3 separate regions of the Homo sapiens genome follow, and all the other regions are linked to region 2. The links are chromatin loops, found by intact Hi-C in ENCODE. Cell type or tissue: psoas muscle. All regions are shown on one strand. Each heading gives the region's core, and the rest is flanking DNA. Links, peaks and the distances in the headings are about the cores only.

Evidence for each region. A loop is a pair of places that touch in the nucleus more often than their neighbours do. Peaks named below come from ENCODE experiments on the same cell type or tissue, not always from the same donor. Only the 100,000 strongest peaks of a DNase experiment are listed, where the experiment ranks them.
Region 1: it touches region 2 in a loop (2.4-fold over the local background); 7 of 110 quality-filtered maps call a loop at or near these places.
Region 3: it touches region 2 in a loop (8-fold over the local background); 88 of 110 quality-filtered maps call a loop at or near these places.

What each region holds. Positions count from the first base shown.
Region 1 is chr9:97,034,729-97,042,261 of GRCh38, forward strand. It overlaps CTSV (cathepsin V), which reads right to left and starts at 4,414. Exons shown (of 8, transcript NM_001333.4): 1 at 4,343-4,414; 2 at 3,190-3,325; 3 at 2,765-2,887; 4 at 2,524-2,670; 5 at 1,795-2,019; 6 at 800-965; 7 at 1-115. The coding sequence starts at 3,315. RefSeq lists a silencer at 4,449-4,758. In psoas muscle, for the core only: no CTCF peak of the experiment used is centred there; a DNase peak (open chromatin) is centred at 4,513; H3K4me3 peaks cover 1,485 bases.
Region 2 is chr9:96,853,263-96,860,795 of GRCh38, forward strand. It overlaps ZNF782 (zinc finger protein 782), which reads right to left and starts at 1,252. Exons shown (of 6, transcript NM_001001662.3): 1 at 826-1,252. RefSeq lists silencers at 585-674, 955-1,024, 6,605-6,899 and an enhancer at 6,605-6,899. In psoas muscle, for the core only: a CTCF peak has its summit at 3,742 (motif pointing right); a DNase peak (open chromatin) is centred at 3,729; H3K4me3 peaks cover 163 bases.
Region 3 is chr9:97,394,842-97,402,374 of GRCh38, forward strand. LOC286359 (a long non-coding RNA gene) reads right to left here and starts at 1,850. Exons shown (of 6, transcript NR_026847.1): 1 at 1,656-1,850; 2 at 1,209-1,335. RefSeq lists a silencer at 4,454-4,641. In psoas muscle, for the core only: a CTCF peak has its summit at 4,484 (motif pointing left); a DNase peak (open chromatin) is centred at 4,480.

The DNA of each region.
Region 1 (7,533 bases), core at 2,406-6,405, 180 kb after region 2:
TTTTTGACGAGCCAATACTTGCTGTTATTCGAATTTGCTCCTTCAAAGCCGTAGCCAACCACCAGAACACCATGATCCAGGTTTTTGCTGCTGCAGTCTGGTTCAAAATAAATGCCTGGGAGAGTAAAATTAATGCTGGGGTGAGAAGCTCCAAGCGACATGTGACAGTAACCCACCCTACCACCCTCCATAAGGGAGGCATCTCTAAATTCAGTAAAATGTCATAAACAAATGCCAAATAAGGACCCAAACAATATTGGCCGGAAAACAGTAATGGCTGATAAAGGAAAAAAGTCAACCTCAACTCACTAGAAATCAACTAACTTCAACTAAGTTCAAGATATTTTCTACCAAAAAAAATGAAAATCCAAAAGATAAAACCTATTGTTTACAGCTAAGGTGATTTAGATATCTCTGAGCCCAAATACCAACTCGCATAATCCCTTTCTGTTCCTAGGATGTCAGTCTAAAATAGCACCAAAATAAACAAACAAAAACTTGAAGGGGATTCTTTACAGTCCTAATTACAGTAGTAAAAAACTTTGAGAAAAAAAGGCCCAACAACTGGAAAATAGTTTGGAAAATTAGGTTGTCTCTATACAATTACATAGCCATTTAAAAATATTTATGAGAAGTTTAACATAACTAAGTATTTTCTCATGTCAAATGCAAACATCACTATGTTAAATGCTCACTCTCAAAATACTACATTCCTGCAAAGCAGGATGTCATATCCAAGAATCAATCACAGTGATGCTTCCCAATTCTGCCTAAATTTCTATAATAAAATGACACTTACCTGATTTGTAGAACTGGAAGGACGAATGGCCTGCATCCATAGCAACGGAGATGGGCCCCACAGTTGCGACTGCTTTCATCAGGGCCTTCTCCTTTCCAGGTGCGACCACTGTGAAGCCAGTGTCATTAGCAACAGAATTCTCAGGTCTGTACTTACAGATTTCATCCTTTTAAAGTTAAAGGGGGAGAGACTTGATCACTACCATCTACCTCCTGGGGAACATTAGTTCTAGAACCGAAACACTCAGCAATTTGCAACCTAGGATTTCCAAATCAACACCCTTATAAATCGTCCCATGAAATAAAATGCTATTTGTTGATTTGAAAATGAAAAATTAGTTGACATTTCTTCAATGAGAACCCCTAGGTCAATCTGTCCATAAAAAATTTTTCACAATGGATAAAGTTCTATTATATGTAGAATGGTTTGCTTATTCTCCATGTTATGTAAAAGCAAGAACAGCTGTGTGTTAACCATCTAATGGTACTTATATGGTAACCATTAGCTGTTGACCATCTCACCAGAGAACTGTGCAAAGGCTAATAATTTTTTTTTTTTTTTGAGATGGAGTCTCGCTCTGCGGCCCAGGCTGGAGTGTAGTGGTGCGATCTTGGCTCACTGCAAGCTCCGCCTCCCGGGTTCACGTCATTCTCCTGCCTCAGTCTCCTGAGTAGCTGGGACTACGGGCACCCGCCACCAGGCCGGGCTAATTTTTTTGTATTTTTAGTAGAGACGGGGTTTCACTGTGTTAGCCAGGATTGTCTTGATCTCCTGACCTCGTGATCCGCCTGTCTCGGCCTCCCAAACTGCTGGGATTACAGGTGATCCACCACGCCTGGCCAAAGGCTAATAATTTATAATGACAATACTCACGGTTTGCAGATGTAGATTCTACCATATAAAATGTGAATTCTGAAAAAAGTATCTGTTATCTCTGAAAGTGTTCCACTTTCCAAAAGCAGAGCACGAATGACAAGATAAGGAGCTCCATTTACCACTGCTACATATGGATAGGATTCCTCAGAGTCCAGGCCTCCGTTCTCCTTGACATACTGGAAGGCCCTAGCCATGAAGCCACCATTGCAGCCCTGATTGCCTTGAGGACGCGAACAGTCCACCAGATTCTGCTCGCTCAGTGAGACAAGTTTCCCAGTTTTCCGGAACATCTGTCCTTCAAGAGCACCAGTCGCACTAAAAGCCCAACAAGAACCACACTGTTTCTAAAAAGGGAGAAAAAAAAAGCTGTAAATTTACAAGACCAATACAAATACAGTACCCCATAATTGAATTACCTTAATATTCTTTAAAAAAAAAAAAAACCCATCGCCACACTTTGGGAGGCCGAGGCGGGCAGATCACTTGAGGAGAGGAGTTTGAAATCCGCCTGGCCAACATGGTGAAACCCTGTCGCTACTAAAAATACACAAAAATTAGCTGGGCATGGTGGTGAGCACTTGCAATCCCAGCTACTCGGGAGGTGGAGGCAGGAGAATCTCTTGAACCCAGGAGGCAGAGGTTGCAGTGAGACGAGATCACGCCATTGCAATCCAGCCTGGGCAACAAGAGCTAAACTCCGTCTCAAACAAGCAAACAAAAAAAACACCAAAAACCAAAAATACAAAAAACCCATCACCATATGTTGTGCCACCATCTACCACAGCAATGACACCAATTCCTTCTTGGCTTTCCTGTGGAGACAGGGTCTGAATCTGACGCTGTCTCACCTGATTCTTCACTGGCGTCACGTAGCCTTTCTTTCTCCAATCCACAGATTTGGGAAGATCAAGAAACAGAGGCTCACGGAACACTTTCCCCTTCCTGAATTTCTGGTTTCGAAAGCAACCCATCATCTGCCTGAATTCTTCATTGGTCTTCAAGGAGAAGTAAATAAAATGTTAAAAGCAAGACTATTTTGGTGAAGAACTGAGAAGCAGCACAGAGTTCAGCAATCCTTGCCACACTCACCATGTCACCAAAAGCATTCATGGCCATTGTGAAGCCATGTTTCCCTTGGCTGTATTCCCCATTGTGCAGTTCAATCATTTTCATATTCTTTTCCCACACTGCTCTCCTCCATCCTTCTTCATTCTAGAGGCAAACATATAGCTGGTGGACTTTATGTCTACTTACCCAACCCATGTTCACCAAGCCGATTTGCGGGCAGAAATGGAAGAGAAACCATGGCCAGGGATGGGTTGATACTTCTCTGGGAGCTGTTCTCCAAGCCAAGACACAATGGAGATATATGCCCATATTGCACCTATAATGGGTGCTGTTAGGTTATTGCCTGGTAAGGTCTGGTGTCTAGAAGCTACTCTCTGGCTATCAACTCCCAACAGCGAGGACCATTCTCTCCAGAGTCCCTCTGGACAGTTTCAGATGTTACCAACCGCGCCATATAATCTTCTGTGTGTTGCCTTCCACTGGTACCACTTTGTATCCAAATTTTGGTCAAATTTTGGAACAGCGGAGGCTATTCCCAAGCAAAAGGCAGCCAGGACGAGCGAAAGATTCATGTTTCAAAACCTAGAAAGAGAAAAGAAATGAGTATCTGATTAGACCAATCCTAAAAAGCCATCTTACAGCCCCCGTGGAATAGAAATATTTCAATTATTCTCCCTAGCATTTCCCCAAGGACTGTGGAAGAGGCTGAAACAGGCCAAGTGGAGGTATTTGATGGGCCCACCAAAATTAAAAGCAGCCTGCAGAGTTGGAGGCGTTGAAACAGCATATGCGATAATTTAGGGTATGAGAAGGGTGTGAAAGATACCTGACGGGTGAGAAGCTTAAGGCAACAACTAGAAAACTAGGAAAGAGTTGGTCCAGGTTTTGCACCAATTGTACTGAGGTCATCCAGGCAAAACCTCACTAATGAAGACGTACCATCCCAAGTAGATGCAAGCGGATCCCCAAGGAACACCACCTCACACCTTCTTGGCTGATACACAGCAGGAGATGAGCTATGTCTTCCAACCTCTCCTTTTGGAATAAAACCTTTCGGGAATCCCTTTCCAGGAGACACTGGGAAGGAGAGCACCCACTATTCCCGCCGTCCCACACTTGGGTCTGTGCTACTCGCTCCCCTAAACCGGGGCAGGGTCACAAGGCCGCGCCGCTGGAAGCCAGGGGCCCCAGGGCCAGGGCCCGGACCGAGGCAGGCAGCTCCCGGAGCTCCGGGCGGGCCAGGACCGGGGCCGCACCGCCTGCTCTCGCCCTCTGCACGCGCCGCCGCGCCCCGAGAATGTTTGCGGCGGTGCAGGGAGCGGGGGCTCCGCGGCCAGGCTGGGGGCATGAAGCCGCCCGGTCCGGTCCGGCTTCAGCCCACAGGATGACTGACCTGCCCCGCCCGGGCCCTCCCAGTGGTGCCGGCGCCTCCCTGGGGTCTCCAACCGCCCTCCCCCGTTCCCCACCTCGAGGCTGGCAGAGCTCCGGGCAGAAGCTCTCACTCCCAGAAGCGCCCGCCTCCTCTCAGTGTCCCTAAAGGGGGGTTCCCTCCTCCAGTCCCCCTTCGCCCTGTCCCTCGGTCTGGTCGGGGGCGCTCACCAGCAGCCGTCGCAGCTGCGCAGGCACCCTCAGCAAACAAGCCTCTGAGATTACAGACGTCCGCGGTCTGGTGCAGGTTCGCCCGCCTCGGGATTTAAGTTTCCAGGCGGCCTTCCCCGCCCCCACCGCCTTCCCGCGCTGCGATTGGCTGTGCCGGCCACTGGGCGGGGCCCCGGGCGCTTAGAGCCCGCGCGTGACGCAGCCCAGTCCCAACCCGTCTCAGGTCTGGGCGCGCCTACCTCAATACACCCTGGCTGCGGGAAGCTGGGCCGGGCGCCCGGGGGCTGCGCGGAGGAGGGGGAGGCGCCTCCCTCAAGGGCTCAGATCTACTGACTATCCCGACTTACTGCGCTGAGCGGGTGGTTTACAGCGAGCTCTGTGTGGTATTTCAGTCCCTACTTTAACTTAGTCCTAGAGTTTTTGGTGAAAATCTGCAGGGCCGGGAGCCAGGGTACTCTCGTTCAGTGGCTCCTGTTTAGTCCACGGCAAAGGTGGGACGGAGTGGAAGAACGCACAGCCCCCAGCAGAAGCATTACCTTCCACTTAAGGGTGGGTGCATCAGGGCTTTAGAAGAATCTGGTAAGGAAAGGCACTCCCAAAACACGGGATGGATGGTCGAGACCGGACACCAGGAGGGACGGGACTAGCTGATAGGGTGTCCAGAGACCGCGGAGCGTTTTGTGGTGCGTCCTTCCCAGTCTGTTGCATTCAGGAATTCTTCCTTCTCCCATGTCTTTCAATACCAAAAAAAAAAAAAAAAAAAAAAAAAAGAGTTACAGAAATATTTGGTTAATAAAAAAGAGAAAAGCGTTGAGAATGGTGAAATAAATTGCTTTAAAAATTTTTCTTTTGTAGAAATGGAGTTTGGCTAAGTTTCCTTAGGCTGCTCTTGAATTCCTGGCCTCAAGCGATCCTCCCCTCTCAGCCTCCCAAAAGTGGTGGGATTACAGGCGTGAGCCACTACGCCCAGTCTGAGAGTGGTGGAAATTGCTTTTACTTACCTACTCTCTGCTTATGGGTTACAACGTCTCTTCCTCAGTATTCAAAGTGTGCTTCTTTTGAGATTTAATAAATTTACTTTAAAAATGTTTAATACCGGCCGGGCGCGGTGGCTTACACCTGTAATCCCAGCACTTTGGGAGGCCGAGGCGGGCGGATCACGAGGTCATGATATCGAGACCATCCTGGCCAACATGGTGAAACCCTGTCTCTACTAAAAATGCAAAAATTAGCTGGGCGTGGTGGCGGGCGCCTGTAGTCCCAGCTACTCAGGAGGCTGAGGCAGGAGAATTGCTTGAACCCGAGAGGCGGAGGTTGCAGTGAGCTGAGATCGTGCCACTGCACTCCAGACTGGTGACAGAGCGAAACTCTGTCTCAAAAAATAAAAATAAAAATAAAAATATATAATATCAGGGTTGAGGTGATGCAGTTTGAGGAACTGCTCTTTATGGAGAAATATATGTAGCTAAAGATTTAAGGAAATCATTAATAATTCAGAAACGTTTCTAATTCTTTTTAAAGTTATATAAAAAAATCCATTATAAAAAATATGTTTTAGAAAATAAACGTCCCTTGTGCCCTCTCCATAACCCTTTTCTAGGCATATCTTTTTTTGTTTTTACAAAAATGAAGTTATAATGCATATTGATTAATAAACTCTTAAAGATTAAATTGAATAATATCCACAGTTTTTACTTGTTAATTTGAAAATTTGTGAAATCAAGTTTAGCCTAAAGCTGCCTCCCCATGTGATTTAAGTTTGGCCTAAAGGTTTCTCTGTACATAGCGAATTGTAATCTAAATGGAGGTGTAAACAGACTGTAGCCTGCTCTTGTGCCTATCCCCGAATTTCTGTAAATCAAAGAGGTTCAGTTGTTCAAACCATGTTCAAATAAGGCAAACATGGAGCTGTATCCAATCCTGCAGTTTCTGTGCCTCACTTGCCCTTTTCTGTCTATAAATCTTCCCCCATGTGGCTGCACTGGAGTCTCTCTGAGCCTACTCTGGCACTGGAGGCTGCCAGATTCACGAATTGTTTTTTGCTCAATTAAATTCTCTTAAATTTAATTTGGCTATGGATTTTCTTTTAACAAATTAAAAACAATTAAACTGACAACTTTTCAGAAGCACCATCAGGCAAATACATCTTTTTAAAAATCAATTTATTAATAATTATATGTCCTTCCTTTAAATAAATAGCAGCTTTTCCCTCTCAAATACAACTAGGGGCCAAAGCTGTCAGGTGGTTATATAAAAAATACAAAAGTATATTGTATTGCAGGCCAAGGTAGGTGGATCTCCTGAGCCTGGGAGTTTGAGACCAGCCTGGGCAACATGGCGAAATCACACCTCTACCAAAAATACAAAACAAACAAACAAAAATTAGCCAGGCATGGTGATGCATGCCTGTAGTCCCAACTACTTGGGAGACTGAGGTTGTAGTGAGCGGAGCAGAGCATGCGCCACTGCACTCCAACCTGGGTGACAGAGCGAGATGCCGTCCCAAAAAAAAAAAAAAAAAAAAAAAAGCATCTTGTACTTGTACTGCAAATTTGCCGTCTCAAAAAAAAAAAAAAAGCATCTTGTACTGCAAATAGCTGTTTTTTTTCTTTTTTAAAAATTAATCATTGTGTTGAACACAATCATCATTCACATGTGGAAATAAATGAAGACCACCACCTAAGAACAAACAGAGGCCATATATTCAGAACTTGCTATAACAAAGGAGATAATTCAAAGACGAGGGAGAAGAAAAGCTTTAGGGGAAAAAGGGGGCAACTTCAGCTATGTCCTCTTTGCAGAGTGTCGTCATGGAGAAGCTGAAGGAGGGATAACTAGAGATGGAGCGTCTTATGTGATTTGTTTGTGGAGTATATTTGGTTTTTCTGGTTTGTCCTGGGTTGGAAGCAGAGGCAAAAATGAGGAAGCTGTCAGCCACTGAGTAAGTCCTGACTGTTCTGAGTTGGTCTCTGCAGATATTATGCTTCATTTCTTCTGTGGGTCAGAGTTCTATTGCCATATACTATGGCCATTGTCTATTTGTTTACTCAGTCTATCACAAGAAAGCTAAGTTATTCTAACACGTGGGTTTTACAGTTGCCCTTGGGCCACAGCTCCCTAAGATTGTAGGGTGGAGAAACCTGCCAGGCCATTAAGATCTGTGCCTTAAGCAATAGCCTGACAGCAGATGA
Region 2 (7,533 bases), core at 1,846-5,845:
TTCTGGAGGCTTCACCAAGTCTGGCTCATTCTGGGAAGGAGGATCAAGAACTGCTTCTGACCATACACATCTAGGATCTGCTCCTCTGTGGGCTCTTCTGCCTCTGCTCTGAAGCTCGGGAGGGAGGCCTAGGTCTGAGAGGTGTTCTCTTCCAGGTAAAACTGTTCACAGAGACCCCTGCTTCCCACCTCGCAAGGGCTGCTCTGTTCAAGGAGCCTGCGACCTGACCTGAGAAACCATGTTAGTGGCAAAAATCTGACTCTTAGAATTCTTTACATCAGACTTAAAAGAGAGACACCCTGACAATGCAGAAGGGGCCAGGAACCTGTCTGACCCAAGAGATCTGAAGACACACCAGAAATCCAGACTACATTTGACACATGGTAAGATTCCATCTACATCCACTCCCTGAGTATTTGGGGACATGACATTCTGCTAAGTGCTGTGAAGGCTGCAATGCTGGTTTTAGGCAGGTGTGATATTAGCGCCTGAAACGGGAAATAAATCACACCTGCCTTTGAACCCCAGCTCCCTCACTGCTAGCTTGTGACCTGAGCCTCAGTTATATTTAATGCAGATGTGGTTGTGAGGTATACATAGGCACCCAACGAATGGAACAAAGTGTCTTCTAAATATAACAGCAGCAGTCCGCTCATGGCTTAGTAGCCTACAGTCGGCTGTTTGCTTTACAGGTGGTGACTTAAAGTTTTAAACCAACGCCATGAAGCAGTCATTATTAATACCCTCACTTTCAGATGAGAAACCTGACTCTCATCCACGTCCCTACATTCGCCTCGGCTTCCAGTTGACAGAGATGGAACTTACCCGGGTTTTTCCAGCTCCAGAGCTCGGGGTCTCGATGCAGACCCACCGTCCGGGGATTTCGGGCACGTTGTCGCCCGCGTTACAAATGCGCTTTCCCCACCCCCGCCGCCGCTCGCGCCGGGCTCCGGTCCCGCACACCGCGGCCCGCACCCGGCACCTGCTCCGGACCAACGCTCAGCCTCAGCCGCCCCGGGAGCCAGCGGCCGAAGTCCCTCTCCAGCGGCCGGGAAGGCCGAGGGCCCGCCCGGTCGCATCCACTGACACAGGGGGCGGGGATCCCACAAACTTCCCGCTTCCTCTCCCGCTTCCGGGCACAAACGCTGTCCTCCCGCCCCAGCTGCGCCCCCTCTACTTTCCGAGCCGACCCCCGAGCTTCCCAAACCGCTTCCCGGGAGTCTCGAGAACCCAAATGAGGAGGCGGGGCTCTGGCTGCACAGGCGCAGAAGGAGCCCAGGAGCCCCATCCCAGAGTGCTGCGCGGCGAACCAGACTCATTCAGGACTACATTTCCCATAAGCTCTTGCGTCCGCCTTCGACGTGACTCCTCACGTTTCGGCGATTCAGAATTGGCGGGGATGGAGTTTTTATGAAGTCTCCCGCTCAGGCTCTCCAAGAACAGGGAGAAGTTAAAGGTTAAAACTTAAACGCTACTGACAAATACAAAGAGTAGCCCTCCATTGGTTCCCGGTTGAACCAACATTTTTTTTTTCCGTAAGACTTTCGGAGACAATTGGGAAGCTGAATATGGATTGGGAATTGCAAATATTGAAAAAAAGTACCATTACTTTTGTGAACTGTGAAAAAAAATTAAGAATTTTGTAGAAATTTTTTTTTTAAAAAAAGGGATCACTACTGAAGTATTTAGCATTGAAATGATATAACTTTGAATTTACTTTACAATTTTATACATTTTCAACCTGGAACCTCCACCTTGTCTCTTTACAGCCTACCCGACCCATTGACCTGTGAGCCCTGTCCTGGCGCCCCCAGGCGTGAGGGTTCTAAGGCGGGTCGAGCCCGGTGCTGCAGGTGTTAGAGAAAAGCTTTTGGTTTTTATCCCTTAACATTGCTTCTTGCCGAATTCTCTTATTGATTCAACATATTTAAATTTAATGTTAATTATCTTAGGTTTCCATGCGCATTAACGAATTTTCTTGCTTTTTGCTGATTGTTTTTTATTTCCGTAGGTTATTGGGGAACAGATGGTGTTTGGTTACATGAGTAAGTTCTTTAGTGGCGATTTGTGAGATTTTGGTGCACCCATCACCTGAGCAGTATACACTGCACCCCATTTGTAGTCTTTTATCCCTTGCCCCGCTGCCCTCCGCCATTCCCCGCCAAGTCCCCAAAGCCCATTGTGTTATTCTTATGCCTTTGCATTCTCATAGCTTAGCTCCCACTTATGAGTGAGAACTACGATGTTTGGTTTTTCCACTCCTGAGTTACTTCACTTAGAATAATAGTCTCCAATCTCATTCAGGTCGCTGCAAATGCCATTAATTCATTCCTTTTTATGGCTAAGTAGTATATCATCAGATACATACCACAGTTTCTTTATCCAGTTGTTGATTGATGGGTATTTGGGTTGGTTCCACGTTTTTGCAATCGCAAATTGTGCTGCTATAACCATGCATGTGCAAGTATCTTTTTCATATAATGACTTCTTTTCCTCTGGGTAGATACCCAGTAGTGGGATTGCTGGATCCAATGGTAGTTCTACTTTTAGTTCTTTAAAGAATCTCCACACTGTTTTCCATTGTGGTTGTACTAGTTTACATTCCCACCGGCAGTGTAGAAGTTTTCCCTGTTCACTGCAGCCATGCCAGCATCAACTATTTTTTGATTTTTTGATTATGGCCATTCTTGCAGGAGTAAGGTGGTTTTGATTTGGATTTCTCTTATCATTAGTGATGTTGAGCATTTTTTCATATGTTTGTTGGCCATTTGTATATCTTTTTTGAGAATTGTCTATTCATGTCCTTAGCCCACTTTTTGATGGGATTGTTTGTTTTTTTTCTTTGATGAGATTGATTTGTTTGAGTTCGTAGTAGATTCTGGATATTAGTCCTTTGTCAGATATATAGATTGTGAAGATTTTCTCCCACTCTCTGGGCAAAGTGAACAGCTGAGTAAAGATTAAAGGTGAGCTGCGAGGTGTTGTTACCTCAGAGGGTGCTCTGCAGAAGAGTATATCCATGAGCTACTTGAACTCTTTAAATCAAAACAAAAGGAAAAAAGTTTATTCTAAGCAAGTTTATTTCTTGTCTGATGGTTATTAGATGGGAGAACATTGCCAGATCTAAGCTACCAACCTCAAAAATGTTTTCAAAAACAAATGGTTATTGAACATCACATTTTACAGAGATTCTGCTCCCTTTCTCCCGCCCTCCCCAGAGAGAGCAGTCCTGCATGCGAATGATCAAAGGTCAGTCTTAGGACAACAATGAGAAAACAAGCTATTTAGATAAACTCCTCTACATTCCCTTGTTATTTGCTTTTTACTATTAACTCAAGGTAAGAGGATCAGGCTGCCTTCAGCCATAACCCTTTCCTAAAGCTTTTGCAAAACCTTCTGGCCTTCCAAGAAGGTTTGCCCAGTTCTTTGTAGGACAGATGATTGATAGATGTAAAGTAATTCATGAGTAACCCTGCTTAGCAGGGTTAGAGGAATCCCAGGGATACATAGACTGGCAGCTGTTTCCACCTTAAAACCAACAGAATTGTCTAAGTTGCAGATGATGTAAGACAGAACAATTTTTATGATGTGATCATGAAGATGTGAAAAATAGGGGCTGTAAGAAGGACCATTCTTTATACACGTGCATTCCTTATCAAGCCAACAACTGACTATGGGGAATGTTTTACAACCTCAGAGACCTGCGCCTGCCATGCTGCTCTGCACAGCAGCCACTGGGGGGCTCTCTTGACCGCAGTTTTTTAAGCTAGTGCCCTATATAGAAGGGTAAGTTTTTGTGAAAAGATTAACATTTGCTCACTATCACATGGGTTTTACATATTCAAGCTTGACGTACTTGTAAAGTTCCCATCTGCCTACCAGCTAGGTGTCAGACATTACATGTGGTAGGCACTTGAGGATTTACTGAATGACTTTAAATCCACACTGGGCCTGTGTGTGTGCTGCCTTTTATGAGTGTGAAGGTGACAACACTGCCTCTTTTCATGATGCCCTTGGCTGAGATGACCATCATTCTTGTGACTAAAACTGGGCTGTACATTTCTATGGGCACAGTAGGTAGCAGAAGTATCTGACCTATGATTGTGATATGGCCTCTTGCTCTGCCTGATCAAGCAAAGTCTCTGTAGAACATAAGAATAAAAGGCACTTACTTTCTGGTCAAAACCAGAAGAAACCTGTCATTCCTAAGAGTTCTTATTACAGCACTCAAACTAAGCTAAATCAAAGGCCAGTGCTCTATTTTGCAGATTTACATAGAAAGACTTGAAAGTTATGCTGATATTGACATTTGTCCAACCAAACTAGAAGAGGATTGTCTTGTCACCCATTTATCTTGCTGTGGAGCGATGACCATGAGGTTGCAGGGAGTGTGAAAAACTGCAGGCTCTCTGAGAACATTTAATCTGATGACATGTGAGTTTGTAAGGTTTTTGTGAACTTTCTGATAATTTTTCAATATTTTTTTGCTCCCATAAACTTAACACTTTAAGAAATATTTTTAAAGGTTACATTGTGCAGATGATGGAAATGGACATGAAAACCACATCTTTCTATTAGCTTTAGAATAACAGTTCATAGTTTTCATTGTTCATTGGTAGGTCTTGGTAAATTGCTCTTGTAATAATCTGCTCATAAATTGAAAAGTATTTTTCTGGTGATTTTTGGCAGTTATCTTCCAAGTATACTACCAGAACATAATAGTACAGTAAATATCTTTATGGCTTTCTAGAGGCCGTCTGCAAGTTCCAGTCTCTCTTTAAGGTGCACATGTCTGGCCTTTGAAATAATTGGCCGCTGACAGGTCTAGGGCCTCTAGACTGTGAAAAATGTGTAGCTTCACCCTGAGTCATACATTGTGCATTTGCTCTTGCTGGTGTTTCCGCTGCCTTTATCTGAAGATCTGTTTTATAGAAACCTTGACATACAGAATAGCCACAGATCCCTGTGCCCCTATCCCCTCCCCCAGGAGTGTTGCCTGTGTTTAGAGATTGGGCTGATGAGTTAGAAGCTCTCCTCAGGCAGTCTGAGAAACATTGCATTGCTGGACATCACCCAATGCTCACCTCACTCAAGAGCTTCCTAGGGCACTCATACAACCACAACAGCACTTTGGGGTCCTTGAGTTACCTATGAGAGTGCAATAAATCTTGCTGAGTCAGGGGGTTGCTCACAGATGGCACCAACTGGACACAGAAACATGAGCTTCATGGGGTCTTTCTTCCAGTCTGGCCTCATGACTGCTGTAAAGGGAAGGGCCTTGGAGCTGGTAGGCAGGGTGAGCCAGGGAGGCATTTTTAGCAAAGGCTCTCAGAGTGCCCACTGGACAGTGAGAATGGCTTTGTGGGTGACGCTTAGGAAAATATGAAGGAACACCTCATATGAAGATCAAGATCGTGACAGGCAGTGGCGCGAGGTTTTGTTTGTTTGTTTGTTTGTTTTACATTTGCCTGTAGGTAAGACTGTCATTCAGAATGTATGCAGCCACAGAAGTGGAGCCTGATGGCTAAGTAGAAATCTCTGCCAGCTGTGCTCCCCACAGGAATAGCCTCAGCAGTGGACCTGTGGTGAGGAGAGAGTCCGTGCTTGGCGGAGGGAGAGCACAGCAGCTGTGGGACTTTGCACTGAACTCAGTGCTGCCTTGTTGTAGCAGAAAGCAAAACAAGGTTGCACTCATCTGATGCCTCCACCCACGGAGGAAACATTTACACTAGTGCCCACCCACGGAGGGAACATTTACACTAGTGCCCACCCACGGAGGGAACATTTACACTAGTGCCCACCCACAGAGGAAACATTTACACTAGTGCTAGCCAGAAGGGAATTGTTTATCCCAGTGGTTGGAACTTGAGTTGTGGAAAGCCTGGCTACTGCAGGATAAAGTACTCGGGGTCCTTAATAAACCTGAAAGGCTGTCTAAGCCACAAGGACTGCAACTCTTAGGCAAGTCCTAGTGCTGTGCCGCGCTTGGAGCCAGTGTATTTGGGGGCATGTGACCTAGAGAAACAGCAGCTAGGGCAGCTATGGAGTGCTTGCCCACCCCTCCTCCAACCCTAGACAGTGCAGCTCGCAGCTCTGACAGAGACCTCTTTCTTCCGCTTGAGGAGAGGAGAGAGGAGAGGACTTTGTCTTGCATCTTGGATACTAGCTTACAGTAGGAGGGGGCACTGGTCAGAGTCATGAGACCCCCCTTTCAGGTCTCAGCTTTGGGATAACATCTCTAGACAAACTCTGGGCTACAAGGGAACCTGCTTCCTTGAAGGGAAGGACTCAGTAATGGCAGGATTCTTCACTATCTGACTAAAGAGCCCTTGGGCCTTGAATAATCAGCAGTGGTAACCAGGTAGTACATGCCATGGGCCTCGAGTGAGACTCAGAGATGTGCTGGCATCAGGTGTGACCCCGCACATTCCCAGCTGTGGTGTCTGTGAGGAGAGACTCCCTCTGCTTGAGAAAAGCCGAAGGCAGAGTAAAGAGGATTTTTCTGGAGCTTAGACACCAGCTCAGCTACAGTGGAGAAGAGCACCCAGTGGACTGTTGGAGTCCCTGATTCAGGCCTTGGCTCTTAGATGGCATCTCTGGACTTAGCCTGGGCCAGAGGGGAGCCCACTGTCCTGAAGAGTGAGTTCCAGGCCAGACAGCATTCACCACAAGCTGACTGAGAGCCCTGAGGCATTAAGTGAACATCAGTGGTGAGCTGGCAGTAATCCGCATGAGACTGTGATGACGTCGTAGGTGGGAACAGACTACCCTGCCTGGGGAGAGGGGAGGGGAGAGTGGGAAGGGATTTGCCGGGTGGATTCAGTGCCAGCTCAGCGATGGTAGAACAGAACACCAGGTAGATTTATAAGGTTTATGACTGAGAGCCCTGGCTCTCAGACAGCACCTTTGAATGCATCTAGGGACCAGGGGAGCTTACTGCACTGAAGGGAAGGACAGAAGCCTGGCTGGCTTCACTACCTGCTAATTGGAGAGCCCTGGGGCCTTGAGTGAAATAGGTGGCAGCTGGGTTGTTGTTACAGTGGGGGTCTTGGGCAGTCACAGCGCTGTGCCGGCTTCAGGTCTGACCCAGTGCTGTCCCAGTGGTGGTGGCTACAGGGGTGTTGTATTGCTCCTCTCCCAACTCCAGGCAGCCTAGCACAAAGAGAGAGAGACTTCATTTGTGGGAAAGTAAGGGAAGAAGTCAGTCTCTGCCTGCTAATCCAGACAATTCCTCCAGGTCTGATCCAAGACCACCAATGTGGTGCCTCCACAAGTCTGCAAAAACCAATGACATTCTTCACAGAAATAGAAATTTAAAAATGAATCCTAAAATGTATATACAACTACAAAAGACTCAGAATATCCAAAGCTACCCTGAGCAAAAAACAAACAAAACTGGAGGAATCACATTATCTTATTTCAAATTATACCGTACAGCTATGGTAACCAGAACAGCATGGCACTGGCATAAAAACAGACACATAGACCAATGGAACAGAATAGAAAACCCAGAAACCGATTCATACATCTGCA
Region 3 (7,533 bases), core at 2,406-6,405, 540 kb after region 2:
ATTATGTCTCCCAAAATTCATATGTTGAAGTGCTAACCCCCAGGACCTCATAATGTGACTGTATTTGGAGACATAGTCTTTAAAGAGGTCATTAAGGTTGAGTTCATTGAGGTGGACTCTAATCCAGTCTGACTGATGTCCTCATAAGAAGAGGAGATTAGGGCACAAAGAGGCACAGAGTAGGGAGGTAGAGGTTGCAGTGAGCTGAGACCAAGCCACTGCACTCCAGCCTGGGCGACAGAACAAGACTCTGTCTCAAGAAAAACAAACAAACAACAAGGACAACAAAAATGAGGCACAGAGTAAAGACAATGTCAACACAGAGATAAAAGGCGGCCATCTGCAAGCCACAGAGAGAGGCCTCAGAAGAAACCGCCCCAGCCCACACCTTGGTCTCAGAATTCTAGCCCCAGAATTGTGAGAAAACCAATTCTGTTGTTTAAGCCACACAATCTGGGTACTGTTATGGCAGCCCTAGCAGGCCAGTGCTCTCTAATAGGACACACATAAGGTGTTCCCCGCAGCCCTGCTGAAATGGCAGCAGAATGGAATCACATCCAGGTCCACCAGCATTGGAAGGTGGAATTGCTGTGGCAAAAAAAAAAAAGCCCTCCTTTTGGAATATTGTGAAGACAGGTGAGGCCAAGGCTCTGGCCCTAGTGGGCTAAGATGATGTGTTCTGGGACATGACAAGTTGCAGAGACACATAAAGAAGAGCTGAACCAACCCCCACCGCCTCCATTTTTGTGTATAAACCACCCTATTAAGCCTGATGATTTCTAAGGCTTGGAGCAGGTCTGGAAGGGCAGGGGAGCTGATTCTTACATGGGATATCTGGGGCAGGTGGCTAAAAAAACAAAAATAGTAGCAACATGCAAAAATGCTCATGGCCTGGTGTGATATGAAAACAATGAAAAAGTCTTTTCTCTGATATTCCTACAAGTGTGTGAAGTGTCTTTCCACCTTACCAATTTGCAGGTGGAGGAGGAGTGGCAGCCCAGATTTCTGCGGGGTAGAACTGTGGGCCACTCTAGTGGGAAGGCCCTGCTTGAGAGACCCCAGGAGTCCTTGTATACAAAACTGGGTTCTGGACCCGGGCTGTTCATCTCGTGATACTGGCAGTGGAGACACCAGCACCACCACCCTCCCCCATGCCCGCTCTCACTCCAGACCAGTGCTGGTCATTATTGGTGGCATGGTGCACCTACCCCTTGTCTAGGAAGATGGAGGAGTTGAACCCATCAACCAGCTCCTCACTGATCTCTCACATGGAGCTCTGCACAAATGATGCTCGGCAGCCAGATCATCAGACATCAGGGCCCTGCCTGGCCATCACCGCAGCGGGAAACTCACATTAGAAATTCTGCTCCCCAGATAAGGCACAGGTAGGCAACTGCATAGAGGAAATGAGCTGAAGTCTCAGGAGCACAGGATAACATCTGGGGAAATGTCCTTCACCCAGCACTCACCTTCCCATCTTGCCAGGCCCACCAGGGTTCCAACACCCAACAACCTGCTCCAGCCCAGGAAGGGCCCAACGCTCATCCCTTGCCTTCCCTCCACTGCCTCCCTCCACACACACGGCGATGGAGAGGGGTGTGGGGCTGCCCAGGTGGGATCACAGTTGTGGCCTGGCCCGGACTTCTCTGTGTTACCTTTGGGTACTTCCTGCCAAATGGCCAGAGGTGCCAAAAGTGAGTGCTGAGCCAAAAAGCCTGCAGCAATGGAAAAGGCCCTCGTGCCGGGCTTTCCTGGAGTCAGAGCCTCAGAAAGTCGGGATACAGCAGGAGAACATCTTATTCCCTCTAGTGGCTCCCATCGAGTGAGCTGGACAGGGGGTCTCTAGAATGTGAGTGCTGGTTATCAAAGTTCTAAGTTCTGTTGGGGCCTATCACCAAGGAAGTTAGGTCACTTCTCTAAGGTTCCATTACCTCGGCTCCTTCCTTCAAAGAGCTCCCTCCCCAAAGGTCTCTCTGAGCCATTGACTGCTCACCCTCCTCCTCTATGTCATCTCCTTAACTGTTCACAATTTTGCCAACATCCCCCCTCTGGGAAAACCCAAATGCAGCGAGGGCCCTAGGTTTGAGGAGATACAGCTGGGTTCCAACCCTTCTTTTTCTTACCAGTTCTGTGCCCTGGAAAACTCACTGTACCTCTCAGAGCCTCTCCAGTCCCCTAACCTGCACAATGCAAATCATCCCAGCATCTGCTTCCCAGAGACATCATCAGGCATACATGAGATAATTCTCATAACACTCATAGGTTGGTGTCACAAGTAACAAATGCACAAACTCAAGAGAAGGAAGAATTATAAGGATAGATGGGATGCAGCACGGACTTAAACTGAAGACATGCCCGGGTTCCAACAGTGTAATATTGGAAAAGTTACTTCCACTCTGGGCCTCATTTCTCATTCTGCACCATGAGAGAGTTAACATAAAATGAAACTGGTATATGGTCATCCTGTGGCATAAAGCCTTCCAGTGGTTTCCTGTTATATTTAGAATCAGACCTAGGTGTCTCATCCCAGCCTATGTGGTAGTCTGCATGCATGCACAGCAGCTTGCAATGAACCTCACTGCTGGGATTCATGCCCTTGTTTAACCATAAAGTGGTTACTGACTCCCCTTCTGACTAAGAGTATACAGCAAAGTGACGGGTTGTCTCTCCTGTCTGAGTCAGTTAGGGCTGCTATAAGAAAGTGCCACAGACAGGGTGGCTCACCAATAACAGAAATGTATTCCTTGCAGTTCTGGAGGCTGGAAGTCTGAAATCAGGGTATCAGCATGGTCCAGTTTTGCCGAGGTCCCTCTTCAGGGTTGCAGACTGCCAGCTTCTTGTTGTGTCCTCAGATGGTTGAAAAAGGGTGACGGAGCTCCCTGGGGTCCCTTTGAAAAGGGCACTAATCCCATTCATGAGGGCTCCACCTTTATGAGCTAATTATCTCACAAAGTCCCCACCTCCTAATATTATCACATTGGGAATTTGGCTAACAACACATGACTTTTGGGGGACGTAAACATTCAATCCATTGCAACTTCCAATATTTAGTTACAAAAAAAGCACCAATTCCCTCGTACTTGCTGTCTCCTGTGTTTCTCCCTCCCTTTCCTTGTCCTTCTCTGTCCCTCCTCCTCTCGCTGCCTCTGTCACAGTCCTCTAACTGAGGAAGCAAGCTTTCATGTCAGGAGCTACCCGACATAGAGGCCCACATGGCAAAGAACTGGGGAACATCCAGGCCAACAGACAGAAAGGAACTCAGGCTTAGTCCAAACTGGTTCTGCCAATACCTACATGAGTGAGCTTGGGAGCAGCTCTTCCCACAGCCCAGCCTCGGTTGAGACCACAGTCCCAGCTTCATGGGAGACCTTCAGGCAGAGGCACCCAGGTAAGCCATGCCCAGGTTACTGATCCACAGACTGTGAGATATTAAATATTTGTACTTTCACATTGCTAATGTTGTGAGAAGAATGGGTAACTCACCTAGTCTACCAGGCCCCAGGATCTGGCCCTGCCATCATTTCCCTCCTCTCCCATCCTCCCTCCAGGGCTCCCCCAAGCCACACTCCCCAAGCCACACTGGCTCTTTCTCTTCTTTCTTCTTCTTCTTATTTATTTATTTATTTATTTTGAGACAGAGTCTCACTCTGTTGCCCAGGCTGGAGTGCAGAGGCACGATCTCAGCTCACTGCAACCTCCACCTCCCAAGTTTAAGCAATTCTCCTGCCTCAGCCTCCCAAGTAGCTGGGATTACAGGTGTACACTACCACACCTGGCTAATTTTTGTACTTTTAGTAGAAATGGGGTTTCACCATGTTGGCCAGGCTGGCCTCAAACTCCTGAACTCAGGTGATCCACCTGCCTCGGCCTCCCAAAGTGCTGGGATTACAGGCATGAGCCACCACACCCAGCCTACACACTTGCTCTTTCTAACCTCCTCTGCCAAACCCACCTCTGTTTGGGAGTCTCTGCTTCAGTGGTGCCTTCTCCTTGACACATTGTTCCCAAATGTGTGCAGGGCTGGCTCCCTCTGGTCCTTCTGCTCACAGCATAAAAGTAAGGCCCCTCTGAGGCCCACCCAGTGACTTCCCAGGCCCACCTCTCAGCACTCGACTTCATTTTCTCTACAGCACTTGCTCTTTTCTTTCACATGCCTTTGTCCATCTCCCCCTCCAGACTGTGAGCTCCTGGAGAGCAGGGACCACTTGGCTGATCTCAGCACAGCATGCTGGGCCCACTGGGGCACCTGCACAGGGTGAGTGCTCAGGCGTAGTTGCTGCATGAATAAATGGGAGGATCGCAGACTTTCCACCTCCCCACCTTCTGACCAGCTAAGACTGTGGAGATGATCAATGCAAATAAAAGGTGTGAGTCAGACCTGAGGAAGGAGGACGGCAGGCGTGACCTCTGCGTGACTTTTCCCTGGCACCAGTTGCTGGTAAAGCAGAGTAGGCACCGCGGACACAGGAGGCTGACCGCCTCCTGGTGGCCAGCCGTAGCACTGCAGCCCCAGGCCAGAGCGCCTCGACTTAAGTCACACACTCCGGCTGGCTGACCTCAAGGCAGTGGTTTTTTGGGGGTCTCCAGGGGGCAAAGGAGCAGGTCCGCAGGCTCCAAAGGGCAGTGTGAGGAACCTCGGAAGCCTCCCTTGACCCCTTTTTGCCTCCACTTCCTTTGGCGTCAAGCATCCTTATCTCGGCCAGGACAATGCTTCCCCCTACTTCCAAATGCAGACTCAGGATCCAACAAGGATCAGCCTCGTTCCTGGACCACAGACACGGTGTCCGACGCTCTGGCACCCTCTGCCCTATAGCAAGCCCTCATCACCCAAGCCCCAAACCTAACTCTGCTCTGAATGATGTCCAGGGAGTGGAGAGCATTTTCCCAGGGTCTCAGAGCACAATGGGCACTGATGGATAAGCCATATCAACAGACACTTTCTGAGTATGTGGAACCCTTGGGGTCACTCACCCAAGCACCCCAATTAATACAGGAGGAAACGGAGGCTTTCTCTCCCATAGTCTCTGTCCGCACTAGCAGGGAGGGCTCATCCTACTTCCAGGTGCCCAGACCAATGGCCTGAGGACCCCGGCCCTGGCCTCTCAAGGCTGTGCTGGGGCCCTTAGGGAGCCCTATGTCTGCCCTGCTCATGCCCTGGGTTCCTGAGCATGTTGCCGATGCCACTGACTCATAACAGAGCTGCCTCCAACCTCTTTCTTCTTTCCCTCTGGGAGGAGGCTCAGCACTGGCCTAGGAAGCTGGAGCCCTCCCTTACCTTTTAGACTCTGTGCATTTTCTGTGGTCTAAGCCAGGCCCTGTCTCTTTCTGGAATTCGGTTTCCCAAATGCACAATGAGGGGATGGGTGTGAAACTGCCTCAGTGTGCTCAGTGAGGATGCAGCGTCAAGTTCCATCAATACAGGACGGGGTGTCAGGGTGGGGTGGCTCAGGTGCATATGGTGAAGAAGCCTCCCTAACTCGGGCAGATGCTGAGGGACACCACATATAACAGCCAGGCCTAGTGCCCATGGCCAGGCATGCTCAAGGGGCCCTGTGTCTGGACCAAGAAGAGAACATGCTGGTGAGTTCCTCCTTCACTGTGTCCACAAGTGCAGTACACAAGGGAGCCCCAGGCAAGGTTGGTCTCATGCAGCCAGCTCTGTGCCTCCCACACTTGCAGGGGCCTGGGTCACATGTTCACCACTGGAGCCAAGAAGTGGTGTCAGTCTCACTTAAGCACTAAGAGTGAGGGCAGGGAGGGGTAGTTTCTTAAGAAAAAAACTGAGGTGCTGTCTTCAATAGAAGATGAGTTGGATGTCAGAAAGATAAAAGCACCCGATCTCAGAATCATACATATAGACCCCATATCTACCTCTGCCACTAGGCACACGGGGATATATATGTCCCAGAGAAGGTAGGTGTCTTGTCCAAAGTCACACAATGAGCAATGGCAAAACTCATAATTTGGTTAACATTCACTATGGCTACATATACTAGAATCCCTAAAATAATAGTGACATGTATTAGTTAGGGTTCTCTAGAGGGACAGAACTAATAGGATAGATGTATACATAAAGGGGAGTTTATTAAGCATTAACTTACACAATCACAAGGTCCCACAATAGGCTGTCTGCAAGCTAAGAGTGAGGAGAGCCAGTCCAAATTCCAAAACTGAAGAACTAGGAATCTGATGTTTGAGGGCAGGAAGCATCCAGCATAGGAGAAAGATGCAGGCTGGGAGGCTAGGCCAGTCTCTCTTTTCACATTTTTCTGCCTGCTTTATATTCTAGCTGTGCTGGCAGCTGATTAGATGGTGCCCACCCAGATTAAGGGTGGGTCTGCCTTTCCCAGCCCACTGACTCAAATGTTAATCTCCTTTGGCAACACCCTCACAGACACACCCAGGATCAATACTTTACAGAGACAGGCCATCCATACTGACCTTGAACTGACCACCACAGAAGTTTATAAATCATGTGTTTCTGTTCGAGCATCTTGTATGTGCTTTCCATCCTCAATGCGGTCTCATGGTCCAATGTGGCTGCTGGAGCTCCAGCCTCGACCGGCCACCATTTTTGCATTTCAGAGAGCAGGCAAGGCAGGGCAAAGGGGGCCCTCTCAGCTGGGTCACTTCCATCTGAGCAGTCTCCCCAGAGTCCCACACCACACTGTGGTCACATCTAATTGGCTGGAACTTAGGTCATTCTTAGCTGCAAGAGAGGTTGGGAACTTTTTAGTCTTTTAGTTGGTGAATTGCTGTCCTGAATAAAACTGAGCATCTGCATGTAAGAATAAGAGGAGAATGAAAACCGTGGAAACTAACAGTGCTCTCTCTCTACAGTAAATGCCAAGATAGAGAGGAAGGGATGGGGTTGCTTTCAGATGAATTGGGCATTTGTTTACCTATCACAGCCTCTCTTTTCTCACTGTTTATTCATTCACAGAGAGAGAAAAAGCTTGGTTCCAAACCAGGATATATGAATGGGACCCCTGCTTTCAACTCCCTAGCAGAATGTCTAGAACCACTGTGTTGGCTTTCATCTGTTTGTACCTTGTAAGTAAATCTGAGAACATCCTTTCCTGTTTCATAAATGGGGCAGGGAGGGGCTGAGAGCTGTGAAGCTTTTAAGACAAGCAGCATGTCCCTAAAAAGCTGGGTCAAAATTGAATGTCTGTAAATTTTAAAAGTACAATGTATTCACCCCAAGGACACTTTGACCCTCATAATAAATATTACCAGTAAAATGAATCCACCCAAAATAAAACTTAGTCCATTCAGGCTGCTACAACAAAACACCATAAACGGGATGACATATCAATAACTGAAATTTATTCCTCACAGTTCTGGAAGCTGGGATGTCCTAGCTCAAAGTCCCAGAAGATTTGGTATCTGGTGAGGGCCAACCCCCTGGTTCACAGATAGCTGTCTTCTCACTGTGTCCTCAGATGGCAGAAGGCAGAAAGGGAGCTCTCTGTGGCTTGTTTTGTAAGGGCACTGATGCCATTCATGAGGGCTCTACCCTCACAACCTTAT